Linked DNA regions of Homo sapiens: region 1 is linked to region 2. A link is a contact called in ENCODE Hi-C or POLR2A ChIA-PET data. All regions are on one chromosome and are shown on one strand. The core of a region is the stretch at or near the end of the contact, and the rest is flanking DNA. Distances in the headings are between cores, read along the strand shown. Region 1 has its middle 20 kb from the start of SOS1. Region 2 overlaps SOS1 (SOS Ras/Rac guanine nucleotide exchange factor 1).

Region 1 (6,644 bases), core at 2,411-4,910, 41 kb after region 2:
TTGGGAAGCCGAGGTGGGCGGGTCACCTGAGGTCAGGAGTTCGAGACCAGCCTGGCCAACATGGAGTAACCCTGTCTCTACCAAAAATACAAAAATTAGCGGGGTGTGGTGGCACGCACCTGTAGTCCCAGCTACTTGGGAAGCTGAGGCAGGAGAATCATTTGAACCTGGGAGGAGGAGGTTGCAGTGAGCCGAGATTGTACCACTGCACTCCAGCCTGGGCAACAGAGCAAGACTCCATCTCAAAAAAAAAAAAGACATACAAGATACAAAACACATGTTAATAGACTTTATATTATCAGTAAGGCTCCTAGTCAGTAGGCTATTAGTAGTTAAGTTTTTCGAGAGTCAAAAGTTATACTCAGTGGCCAGTTGATACTGTATATATCTATGGTTTGTAAAAAGAAGAAAACAAAACTGAGACAAACTTTTGATGCTCCTTGCTTGGCGCTGAGGCTGTTGGGGAAGATGCCTTTTGGAGCGGCTGCGGCTCAGCGCATGCACTGTGAGCCTGGACCTGTTGACTTTGCAGCAGTCATACATTTAGCTTCAGATTGTCTTGTTTCTGTATATAGTGACACAGCATTCTGCTGCCATTCTTAGTTGTGTCCAACTTAGCGGTGTCTGTTGACATAAGAAGTGTTTGGAATTTTTTTTTTTTTTGAGACGGAGTTTCGCTCTTGTTGCCCAGGCTGGAGTGCAAAGGTGCAATCTCTGCTCACCACAACCTCCGCCTCCCGGGTTCAAGCAATTCTCCTGCCTCAGACTCCTGCATAGCTGGGATTGCAGGCATGCACCACCACGCCCGGCTAATTTTGTATTTTTAGTAGAGATGGGTTTCTCCATGTTGGTCAGGCTGGTCTCGAACTCCTGACCTCAGGTGATCTGCTGCCTCAGCCTCCCAAAGTGCTGGAATTACAGGTGTGAGCCACTGCACCCGGCCTTTTTTTTTTTTTTTTGTGATGGAATCTCGCTCTGTTGCCCAGGCTGGAGCGCACTCGCGCAATCTCGGCTCACTGCAATCTCCACCTCCCAGGTTTAAGCAATTCTCTGCCTCAGCCTCCCGAGTAGCTGGGATTATAGGTGACTGCCACCATGCCCAGGTAATTTTTGTGTTTTTAGTAGAGAGGAGGTTTCACCATATTGGCCAGGCTGGTCTGGTCTTGAACTCCTAACCTCGTGATCCACCTGCCTTGGCCTCCCACAGTGCTAGGATTACAGGCGTGAGCCACCGCGCCCAGCCTAAGTGTGATAGTTTTCAAAGTGTTTGTTAAACAAACTGTAGAACTCTTCATTGTCAGCAAAGTGAAGAGTCACTGCCATCAATGAAAGTTCAAGAACCTTCTGTACGTAAACTCGATTTGCACGTTCTGTTATTTTTGTTTTGTTTAGTTTAGAATGCTGGAATGTTTTTGAAGTTAAACAGTATTACATTAAAAGAAGAAGAAGAAAAAGAAGAACAGTTGTTTGTGTGAATATCCTGTTCTTCAATAACCCATCACCTGATTGTTTAGATAAGTGGTTCTCAAAGTGTTGTTCTGGAACTGGCATAATCTGGGAGTTTGATAGAAAAGCAAATTATTGGGTTCCACTTCAGACCTGCTGAATTAGAAACTCTGGGGTGGCATCCAGTAATCTCTGTTTTAACAAGCCTCTAGGTGATTCTGATGCACACTGACATTTGAGAACCACAGGTTTAGATAACTCTTGCTTTAATTAATTATAACACTGGGGTTGCAAAATGGTGAATTTCCAGTATTCATTGAATGTTTATTAGCTGCCATTCTTCTATATAGAAAAGCCTTCCTTTCTCTTTATCCCCCCTCTCCCCCATCACCACCCCCATCACTATGGATTCATAGACATTGGAAACTCAGTTGCTAATTCTTGAATGCCACCATTCTTTCTCATGTCCAGCTAGTTCTTCATTTATCTGATAGAATTCCCTTCAGGCTATTCCTGTGTTCTTTCCACCTGGCCCCAGAGTTTTTGAGAGCACCCTTGCATTATGATGCAAAAAGACTCAATGATTTGACTGTGTATTTGCTTGTATCTTGAGGGTAAAAACTAAGTCTGCTACTTAATATTTCCCTGAGGGGACTTGATATCTAAATAATGTTCTATATAATAAATGTTCTTGAGCAAGCGAAGTGTTTGAGCATTTTTTTGGAAAGGGCAAAAGGCTGTTCCAAATTACATTGAAGTCTCTGTGATTCTTAGACTAGGATGATGCAAGGTTGATGTAAATTACAGTATTTTGTTATGACTTTAGGCGAATTAATTTGACTCTGAGGTCTGATCCCAAATCAGATAACAGAGAAATATATTTATAGTTGGCAAGAGCAAACTAGAGATAGTGAAATATCTGGTTTCAGTTTTTATTTTGTATAGTTTTAGGATCTATGTAATACAACACATACAAAGCTACTTAAAATATCTCAGTTACTCTTATTGGAGTAACCTAAACACAAAAATTAATTTGCAAAAACAATAATACCTTGCACTTATTAAGTGATTACTGTGAACCGGGAACTGTACCAAGTGCTTAACATGTATTAACTCACATGTTGCTTTGGAAACCTGGATTAGATAAGGGCTTTTATTATTCCTATCTTACAGAAGAGTAAACTGAGGCATAGAAGGTTTAGTAGTTTACACCAGGTCACACAGCTAAGCAGTGGTTTCACATTCCATGGTCTTCACGACCACACTATAAAGCCTTTCTAAATTTGTGCTTGTAAATATAATTAACTAAGGAGTTTGCCCTATGGTTAACTTATTTAGTTTCGTAATATTTTCAGGAAGAGAATAGAAGCAGTGGGATATTGTGTAAAGAGTCCAGGAGTTTTGAAAGTCAAGACCTGCACGTGGGTTCCAATTAAAGCTCATGTATGACCTTGAACAACACTGTTCTGAACTTCAGTTTCTTCATGTATAAACCAGGTCTAATAATAGTTGCCCTACCTAACTCATAGATTGTCATGAGTATCAGATAGTATAATGGGTGTAAAAGTGCTTTGTAAATTGCAAAGTGATAAACAGAAATGGGTCAGACACATAATCTTAACACTACAAAGAAACAGGTTTTTTTGGCCAGGCACCATGGCTCACGCCTGTAATCCCAGCACTTTGGGAGGCCAAGGCGGGTGGATCACTTGAGGTCAGGAGTTCGAGACCAGCCCGGCCAATATAGTGAAACCTCGTCTCTACTAAAAATACAAAAAAAAAAAAATTAGCCAGGCGTGGTGGCGCATGCCTGTAGTCCCTGCTCCCTGGGAGGCTGAGGCAGGAGAATGGCTTGAACCTGGGAGGCGGAGGTTGCAGTGAGCTGAGATCGCACCACTGCATTCCAGCCTGGGTGACAGAGCAAGACTCCGTCTCAAACAAAAAATGAAACAGGTTTTTCTATTTATAAAACAGTGAGTTCACATCCCAGTTTTAAATATTCTAGATCCTTAAATGATTTCTCTTTACAGTTTATTTATGACTGAATTTTTTCAAACTGGCAATTTTCTTTTTTCCCCCATAATTTACTTGACTTCCCCTTCTGGATGTATTAAAAGTGTTGTAATGTCATTATGCAAATAAAGTGTATTTTGCATGCTTTTTCCAAGGGCAAATTTTAACTTCTTGTCATGTTTCCATTTTATCTGCAATATTCAGGCGACATAGTCTGCTGCTCTGGTGGCTCATGCATTTGTGTTTTGCATATTTCATACAAGAAAATAGAGAAAAAAGAGAAGTCAGCCAGATGGGATTCTCTTTCCAGGCAGAGAAGAACTAGAAAAATTTGCATGGCCACGACCTCTTCTATAGACAAAGGATGCTTGTTTTCAGGACTGGCAATTGGTCAGAGGGTGACAACCCATCCCCAAATTCCTGAGGCAGCCCTAGGTTTACAATCTGAGGTTCTGGAATAGTTCCCAAGATGCAATTATTTCCAAATTTAATCAAACCTCAGAAAATAGCTAATTAAAAATAATCATATAAAACAGCAGGCCCTTTCTCCAAAATTAAACACACACTTTCTTATATCGGCTGTTTAGCCAAGTCTTACAAAGACCCGGCCACCTGTTTGGGGTGGGGGGAGGTGTTAGACTTCCTAAGAGGTGACTGTTCTTGGCAGCCACCTCTACCCAGGCCGTCCTGGAATCTGTCATTGTCAGCTTCTGCCAAGAAATGTTTTTGTACTTGCTGGATAAAGACAGGCAAGGAATTTTTTGACCTCTGTTCGAATCCCAAATCCCTTTTCCATACTCTTATTTGTATTCTTTAAATGACATAATTACAGTAATGCTCCTAAAACAGTGGATGGCACTGAAAATGAATGGGATCCTCCCTCTTTCATCTATCTTTCTAGCTCCCTGCAGCCCTGGCTGACCTATTTCTCCAGGCTCTGCCCTACTACCCAGAAAGTTGGGTGTGGTTCCGAGAAGGTTTGGTTGGGGATTTACATTTCAGTTTGCGTTGATGATTTAATCAATTGCTTGTGTCTTTTTCAGCAGAAAACCAAGCAGAATCTTTTTGTCACCAAATTTGTATTTACCAAAATTAATATCTCATTGAGTAGACTACCATAGAGTATGTAAGGGGAGTATTTTTCTAAAATCAGAAAATTGTCAAGAATACATAGACCATAAAGGAGATGCTTGGGAAAGCAATACTTGGGAGTTGAGGAGATTAAAGCCCTTTTCCTGATTAATGTTAACTTATATTAACAGCTAAAACAAGGCCGGGTTCGGTGGCTCATGCCTGGAATACCAGCACTTTGGGAGGCCAAGGCAGGCGGATCACTTGAGATCAGAAGTTCAATACCAGCCTGGCCAACATGGTGAAACCCCATTTCTACTAAAAATACAAAAATGAGCCAGGCATGGTGGCACACACCTGTAATCCCAGCTATTCAGGAGACTGAGGCAGGAGAATCGCTTGAAACCAGGAGGCGGAGGCTGCAGTGAGCTGAGATTGCACCACTGCACTCCAGCCTCGGTGACAGAGCAAGACTCTGTCTCAAAAAAAGAAAAAAAAGAAGAAAGCTAAAACAAAACAAAAAAAGCCCCAAGAAATAATGGCAAAATATTTTAAGTTCGTCTTGAGAGTTGTGGATTTTTCATGTTGGTTCGACTGACCAGTGAAGAAATGAGCTCTGGCTACTCAGAAAAACCTAAAGTCTTGAAGCAGAATTGCATTCTATCATTTTATTTTACAATAGCTCTTACTTCTAACTAAAAAAAATTTTTACTTTGGTTTTGTTTTTTGCATCATACTGTTTTGTTTGTTTGCTTTTAATTGGCATATCCTTTATATAGACTGCACAGATACTAGGTGTACAGTTCCATGAGTTTGGACAACTGTATACACCACCAATGGTAACCACCACCCCAATAAATATATAGAACATTTTCATCACTCTCAAGGGACACCCTCCTTATGCCCCTTTCCAATCAACCTTACTTGCCCCAGCCTAAATACAACCACTCTTCTGATGTCTATCACTGTAAGTTAGTGTCAAAAGACAAAATTACAACAAATTTAAATAATCTAATTGGCTTCTATTTGTGATTTGTGAACCACGGGAAGATCTTCTCTAAAAATTCAGAAAAGGCTCCAATGAGCTGAGCAGAGGAAGTTGGCTTTATGGGCAGAAAAGGGCTGAAGAAAGCAGAAATAGGGAACAAAAAGCAGATTGATCGCCTTAAAGTTTCTTTCCTTATAGGGTTAAAACTGAGGAGACTTTCTTACATACTAGGCTAAAACTGGCCTGTTTAGGGATTTGGCTATTCTCTCTCTCTCTCCTGATTTCTTGGAAGATCGGATAAACAATTTCATTTGGTGACATGAAACTTTAGCAGGAATGACTGCATTTTGATTTGCTCTATTGGGGCCTAGTGCAGGAGCTCAGTCTAAACCAATCGCCTCCTATAAGTTGTATTTAACAATAAATATACCTATTTCAGACTTATAAATGGAATCATGACTCTTTTTGTGCCTGGATTCTTTCACTCAACATCATTTATCTGACATAGCAAATCTTTCATGTATGTGGTTGATTATATTCACAGTTTGTTCCTTTTTCTGCTTTTAAAAAAATAGTGGTAAAATATACATAAAATTTACCATTTAACCATCTTAAGTGTGCAATTCAGTGGCATTAAATGAATTCAGTGTTGTGCAACCATCACCATTATCCATTTCCAGAACTTTTTCATCATCCCAGACTGATACTCTGTATGCATTCAACAAAAACTTCTTACCTCCCTTCCCCCAGCCCCTGTTAACCACTATTATACTTTCTGTCTCTAATAATTTGACTGTTCTAGGTACCTCATATAACTGGAATAATATAATAGTTGTCCTTTTGTGTCTGACTTCTTGCACTTAGCATGATGTTTTCAAAGTTTATCCCTGTTTTAGTATGCGTCAGGATTTCCTTCCTTTTTAAAGCTGAATAATATTCCTAATATGCATGTATCATGTTTTGTTTATTCATTCATCTGTTGATGGACATTTGGTTACTTTCCACCTTTTGGATATTGTGAATAATGCTAATATGAACATTAATATATAAGTATCTGTTTGAATTTATGCTTTCAAAACCTTTGGATATGTATCTAAAAGTGGAATTGCTAGATTGTATGGTAATT
Region 2 (7,199 bases), core at 535-3,034:
GATAAGGAACTTACATTCAGAATATATAAAAAATTTGGCCGGGTGCGGTGGCTCACGCCTGTAATCCCAGCACTTTGGGAGGCCGAGGCAGGCAGATCACGAAGTTAGGAGATCAAGGCCATCCTGTCTAATACGGTGAAACCCCATCTCTACTAAAAATACAAAAAATTACCCAGGTGTGGTGGCAGGCGCCTGTGGTCCCAGCTACTCAGGAGGCTGAGGCAGGAGAATTGCCTGAACCCGGAAGGTGGAGGTTGCAGTGAGCCAAGATTGTGCCACTGCACTCCAGCCAGGGCAACAAAGCGAGACCACACCTCAAAAAAAAAATATTCTTACAACTCAACAGTAAAAAGACAACCCAATTTTAAAATGGGCAAAGGATCTGAACAGATATTTCTTCAAACAAGATCTACAAATGTTCAATATGCACATGAAAAAATGTTCATCATCAGTTATTAGGGTAATACAAATGAAAACCACAATGAGATATCACCTCATATCCACTAAGATGGCTAGAATAAAAAAGACAAGTGTTGGTGAAAATATAGAAACTGAAAGCCTTCCACACTGCTAGTGGGAATGAAAATATGCAGCTATTCTTAATAGCCAATAGGTAGAAACAACCCAAATGTTCATCTATTGATGAATGTATAAGCAAAATGTAGTATACATCAATGCAACACAATACTATTTAGTCGTAGAAATGAAGTACTGATACATGCTAAAATATGGATGAACCTTGAAAACATTTTGCTAAGTGAAAAAAGGCAGTCATGAAAGACTACATATTATGAGTCCATTTATATGAAATGTCCAGAACAGACAAATCCATAAAGACAGAAAATAGATTAATGGTTACCTGGGGCTGGAGGTTTGGAGGATGATGGCTAAAGGGTATGGAGTTCTTTCTGAGGTGATGAAAATGATTTATAATTGATTGTGCAATAGTTGCACAGCTCTGTAAATATACTAAAAACTACTGAATTGTATAGGTTAATACTAGTTCCTTGATATTTTTTTGGATGGCATACCAAAAGCCCAGGCAACAAAAGCAAAAATAAACAACTTGGACTACATCAAACTAAAAAGCTTCTGCACAGCAAAGGAAACAATCAACACAATCAAAAGGCACCCTACAGACTGGGAGAAAATGTTTACAAACCATATATCTTTTTTTATTGTTTTGGAGACAGAGTCTCACTCTGTGCCCAGGCTGGAGTGAAGTGGCACGATCTCGACTCACTGCAACCTCCACCTCCCCAGTTCAAGTGATGCTCCTGCCTCAGCCTCTGGAGTAGCCGGGATTACGGGCCCTGCTAATTTTTAGTAGAGATGGGGTTTCCCCATTTTGGCCAGGCTGGTCTCAAACTCCTGACCTCAAGTGATCCACCTGCCTCGCCCTCCCAAAGTGCTGGGATTACAGGCATGAGCCACTGTGCCCGGCCAAGACTGTTTTTTTCTGAAGAAGACATACTAATGACAAACAGGTATATGAAAAGGTACTCAACATCATTAATCATCAGAGAAATGCAAATCAAAACCACAATGAGATATCATCTCACACCTGTTAGAATGACTCTTTTGGTAAGAGATAACAAGTGTTGGTGAGGGTGTGGAGAAAAGGAAACCCTTGTAGACTGTGGATGGGAATATAAATTGGCACAGCCATTATGGAAAACAGTAATGGAGGTTCCTCAAAAACTTAAAAATAGAACTACCATATGACCTAGCTGGGTATGTACTCAAAGGAAATGAAATCAGCACCTGGTAGAGATATCTGTGCTACTGTGTTCATTGCAGTATTAGTCACAATAGCCAAGTTATGGAAACAATGTGTCAACTGACAGATGAATGAAAAAAGAAATTGTGATACACACAGATACACACAATGGAATATCATTCAGCCTTAAAAAATGAGATACTGCCATTTGCAACTACACGGATAATAAACCCAGAGGACATTACACTCAGTAAAATAAGCCAGACACTGAAAGAAAATACTGATGACATCGCTTATATATGGAAATCTGCAAAAAGTCTAACATATAGAAACAAAAGAGCAGGCCAGGCGTGGTGACTCATACCTGTGATCCAAGCAGTTTGGGAAGCCAAGGCAGGAGGATTCCTTGAGACTAAGAGTTCAAGACCAGCCTAGGCAACACAGTGAGACCCTGTCTCTACAAAAAATTTAAAGAAAAATAGCTGGGTGTGGTGGTACACACCTTTAGTCCTAGCTACTTGAGAGGCTGAGGAGGGAGGATCACTTAAGCCCAGGAGGGGGAGGTTGCAGTGAGCCGAGACTGCACCACTGCACTCCAGCTTGGGCAACAGAGTGAGACCTTGTCTCAAAAAAATAATAAAATACAGCAAGGAGACATGGAGAAAAACAAAAACAAAAATGTGTTTAACTGTCTTTTAGTCTATTTGCATTGCTATAAAGAAATACCTGAGGCTGGGTAATTTATAAAGTAAAGAGTTTTACTTGGCTAACAGTTCTGCAGGCTGTACAAGAAGCGTGCCGCTAGCATCTGCTTCTGGTAAGGACCTCAGGAGGTTTCCAATCATGGCAGAGCCAAAGGGGGAGCAAATGTGTCACATGGCAAGAGAGAGGGGAAGTGTGTCACACTCTTCTGAACAACCAATTCTCACATGAACGAATAGAGCAGGAATTCACACATTACCTCTGGGACAAGGATGGTACCAACCCATTCATGAGGGACCTGCCCCATGACCCCGAACACTTCCCACCAGGCCCCCACTGTCTAACACTGAGACGTGAGATTGGAGGTGGACAAATTTCAACATGAAATTTGGAGGGGTCAAATATCCAAACTATATCAAACTGCAAAAGTAGTTTCATTATTATGCCTAGATCAACTGTTGAACAACTAGATGATACAGAAATAAACTTTATGCATAGCATTATATGTATCCTGACAGCATTATAGGCACCCATCCTAACTATACCTGGTTTGAATTATATTTATTTAGAAACTATAAAAATTTTGTTCCAAATGTTGAAATTTCTGACAAAGCAACATTTATATTAGGAGTATAAGGAAATGTTTAAAATATACTTAAAAAAAAACAGAAAACAAACTAGCAATGTCTCCTCCATAAAATGCTTGACAAACTTCAGAATAATTTTTTGCTTTTAATTACCAGCAGTATATAGGGAAAAAGGGTTTTCAAAGTTGAGGACTTCCCAAATGTACTCCAGGTAACACCAGGTGAAGGTGAGGGAACAGCTTAATGCTACTCACTGCTTGAGCAAAAGAAAAAATCATTTTTTATGACCTGCCTATGTATTGAGTTTCATTTTGATTCTTTTTTTAATTAAAAAGTACTACTTTAGGCCAGGCTCAGTGGCTCATGCCTGTAATCCCAGCACTTTGGGAGGCTGAGGTGGGCGGATCACTAGGTCAGGAGTTCGAGACCAGCCTGACCAACATGGAGAAACCCCATCTCTACTAAAAATGCAAAAATTAGCCAGGCGTGGTGGCAGGCCCCATAATCCCAGCTACTCGGGAGGCTGAGGCAGGAGAATCACTTGAACCTGGGAGGCAGAGGTTGCAGTGAGCTGAGATCATGCCATTGCATTCCAGCCCGGGTGACAGTGCGAGACTCTGTCTCAAAAAAAAAAAAAAAAAAAAAAAAAAGTGCCACTTTGTCCCGGTGTGGTAGCTCATACCTGTAAACCCAGCACTTTGGGAGGCTAAGGCAGGAGGATAGCTTGAGCCTACGAGTTCAAGACCAGTGTGGGCAACATAATGAGAGTTCATCTTTACCAAAGGGGAAAAAAAATTAGGTGGGTGTGGTGGTACACACTTGTAGTCCTAGCTACTCAGCTAGACTAGGTTGAGGTAGGAGGATCACTAAAACCCAGGAGGCCAAGGCTGTAGAGAGCCGTGATCATACTACTGCACTCCAGCCTGGGCAACAGAGCAAGACTCCATCTCAAAAAAAAAAAAAAAAAAAAAAAAAGAAGAATTCCGCTTCGTTTTAAAAGGGTTATAGGTGAGGGGAAACAACAAGGATTTTGAAGTCCAGAAGATCAGGTTATATAGATTCTGGAAAAGAAAGACTGGTGCGGCCGGGCATGGTAGCTCACGCCCATAATCCCAGCACTTTGGGAGGCTGAGGCTGGTGGATCACTTGAGCAGAGGAGTTCAAGACCATCCTGGCCAACAAGGCAAAACCCTGTCTTACCAAAAATACAAAAATTAGCCAGTGTGATGTGTGGTGTGGTGGCATGCACCTGTAGTCCCAACTACTCAGGAGGCTGAGATGGGAAGATTGCTGGAGCCCAGGAAGTTGAGGCTACAGTTAGCTGTGATCACGCCACTGCACTCCAGTCTGGGTGACAGGGCGAGACCCTGTCTCAAAAAAATAAATAACTTAAAAAAAAAATTTAAGTAGTTGTGTTTCTATGCATATGCAATGAATAATCTGAAAAAGAAATTAGGAATGCAATTCCATTTAACATTGAAAAGAACAATAACATCTAAAAGAGTACCTAGAAAGAGATTTAACCAAGGAGGTGAGTTTTACCCTGAAAACTACAATACGCTGCTGCAGAAAATTTAAAATAACCAAAATAAATTAAAAGCCATTCTGAGTTATTGAGTAGGAAGACTTAATATTGTTGACATCAATACTACCTAGAGCAATGTACAGATTCGATGCAATCTCTATCAAAATTCCAAAATCTTTTCTTGCAGAAACGGAAATGCTGACCCTCAAATTCACAGAGCTGCAAGGGACACTGAAAAGCCAAAACAATCAAGAAAAAAAAAAGTTGGAACACTCACACTTTCTGACTTCAGAACTTACTACAATGCTACAGTAATCAAAATAATATGGTACTGAAAAAGCATAGACATATAGACCAACAGCATAAAACTGAGCATACCAAAATAAACTGATACATCTATGACCAACTGATTTGTGCCAAGTCCATTCAATGGAGAAATAAGACCCTGCTCAACAAATGGTGCTGGGACAACTGGATTTCCACAAGCAAAAGAATGACGTTGGACTCCTAACTCATACCAAACACAAAAATTAACTGAAAATATATCAATGACCTAAATATAAGAGCTAAAACCATAAATCTCTTAGAAGAAAACATAGGGGCAAATCCTCATGACCTTGGATTTGGCAATGAATTCTTAAGATCTGACACAAAAAGCACAAGACAATGAAAGAAAAAACAGATAAATCTGACTTCGTCAAAATTAAAAACTTTCGTTCATCAGAGGACATTATCAAGAAACTAAAAAGATAAACTTTTGATTGGGTTTAAATGAGAGAAAATATTTGCAAATCATATATTGGATAAAGGTCTAATATCAAGAATATATAATAAGGATCTCCTAAAACTCAACATCAAAAACACAAACAACCAAATTAAAAAATGGGCAATGGTCCAGGCGCAGTGGCTCACGCCTGTAATCCCAGCACTTTGGAAAGCCGAGGCGGGGGTGGATCACCTGAGGTCAGGAGTTCTAGACCAGCCTGGCCAACATGGTGAAACCCCGTCTCTATTAAAAACCTAAAAATTAGCCAGGCATGGTGGTAGGTGCCTGTAATCCCAGCTACTCATGGGGCCGAGGCAGGAGAATTGCTTGAACCCAGGAGGCAGAGGTTGCAGTGAGCCTAGATCACACCATCACACTCCAGCCTGGGGGACAACAGCAAGACTTCATCTCAAATAAATAAATAAATAACTAATTTAAAAAGGGGCAATGAATTTGAATAGACATTTCTATAAAGACATACAAATGGCCAATAAGCACATGAAAAGATGCTTAATATCATTACTGGTTAGAGAAATACAAACCAAAAGGACACCAACTAAGATGGGATAAGAAAAGAAAGAAAATAGCAAGTGTGGGCAAGGAGGTAGAGAAATTGACATGTGTACATTGCTGGTAGGAATGTAAAATATTGCAGGTTCTGTGAAAAACAATATGGCAGTTCCTGAAGAAGCTAACCACAGCGAATTACAAAAACAACCCAGCAATTCCATTCCAAGGAACATACCCAGATGAATTGCAAATAGGGACTTAAACCAATAATTGTATGCCAATGTTCACTGCAGTATCCAGTTTAGCCAAAAGGTGCAAAATGTCCACCTGAATAGAGTATTACTGAGCATTAAAAAGGAATGAAATTCTGGTACATACTGCAACACAGATGAACCTTGAAAATATTATACTAAATGAAAGTAGTCAGACACAAAAATACAAATATTTTATTATTCCACTTACATTAAATATCTAGAAGAGGTAAATTGGTAGAGACAGAAAGTAGATTAGAAGTTACTAGGGATTGGGAAAGAATAGATGGTAGTAATCGTTGCACAACATTGTGAATGTAATTAATGGCCTTCAATTGTACATTTCAAGTGGTTAAAATGGCAAATTTAATGTTGTATAAATATATTTCACCACAATAAAAAAAATCAAAGAAAAAGTTATTAAATGTTCTATAGAAATCAGCCCTAGCAAAGCTCTTAAACAAAACATCTATGAATTAATTATCAGTAAGTGCATTCCATTACAAATTACTGAGCCGTACACAGAAAATAATTGTTTCAGGCATTAAAAAAGAACAACTGAAATTTAAGTTAGCTTACTACAAAAAGTTTGTATCAATTAAAAACAACTTAAATTCTGTCAAGACTTGTTTTTCATTTTTTTTTAAATCCTGAACTATTTTTTTTTTTTTTAAATAGAGATGGGGTCTCACCATGTTGCCCAGGCTGTCTCAAACTCCTGGCCTCAAGCTGGTACAGCATCCTAAAGTGCTGGGATTACAGCTGTGAGGCACCAAGGCTGGCTGCCAAACTACTTTCTACATACTAGGATTGATCATATTTACAGTTGGGCTGCTTAACTCATATGGACAGATTACAGATTTTTTTTGAACACCACATATAAGTTTCATAAAAGCAACAATTATGTTTTATTTTTAAATTTTATATCCATGCTTGCCATACAAATAGTGCTCAACTAATTTGGTAAATAAAATCAAACCAGTGGCCAGGCCTGCTGGCTCACAACTGTAATCCTAGCACTTTGGGAGGCCGAGGTGGGTAGATGACCTGAAATCAGGAGTTCAAGACCTGCCTGGCCAACATGCGAAACCCTGTCTCTACTAAAAATACAAAAAAAAATAGCTGGGTGTAGTGGCAG

What was found. Hi-C counts contacts between places; a loop is a spot of excess contacts on that map. ChIA-PET counts read pairs that join two places held with the same protein, here RNA polymerase II (POLR2A). Pooled maps may share reads with other maps.
Region 1: a loop to region 2 is called in a map with no recorded cell type, with 2.7 times the contacts of the local background. The contact joins two enhancer-like sites. A Hi-C loop is called at or near these places in 1 of 168 maps with a recorded cell type or tissue (astrocyte of the cerebellum), 1 of 37 single-sample maps with no recorded cell type and 3 of 50 pooled maps. POLR2A ChIA-PET finds 5 or more read pairs at or near these places in 6 of 52 experiments (A549, BJ, MCF 10A and 3 more).

What each region holds. Positions count from the first base shown.
Region 1 is chr2:39,137,776-39,144,419 of GRCh38, forward strand. No RefSeq gene overlaps it. Among named protein-coding and RNA genes, the nearest start is that of SOS1, 20 kb to the left of the region's middle. RefSeq lists a cis regulatory region at 4,101-4,553 and a silencer at 4,297-4,481. Within about 2 kb of position 3,661, at least 5 of the 41 ENCODE cell types and tissues checked have a DNase peak (open chromatin) inside an H3K27ac peak, as active enhancers do.
Region 2 is chr2:39,098,572-39,105,770 of GRCh38, forward strand. The region is part of intron 1 of SOS1 (SOS Ras/Rac guanine nucleotide exchange factor 1); the gene reads right to left. Among named protein-coding and RNA genes, the nearest start is that of SOS1, 19 kb to the right of the region's middle. Within about 2 kb of position 1,785, at least 2 of the 41 ENCODE cell types and tissues checked have a DNase peak (open chromatin) inside an H3K27ac peak, as active enhancers do.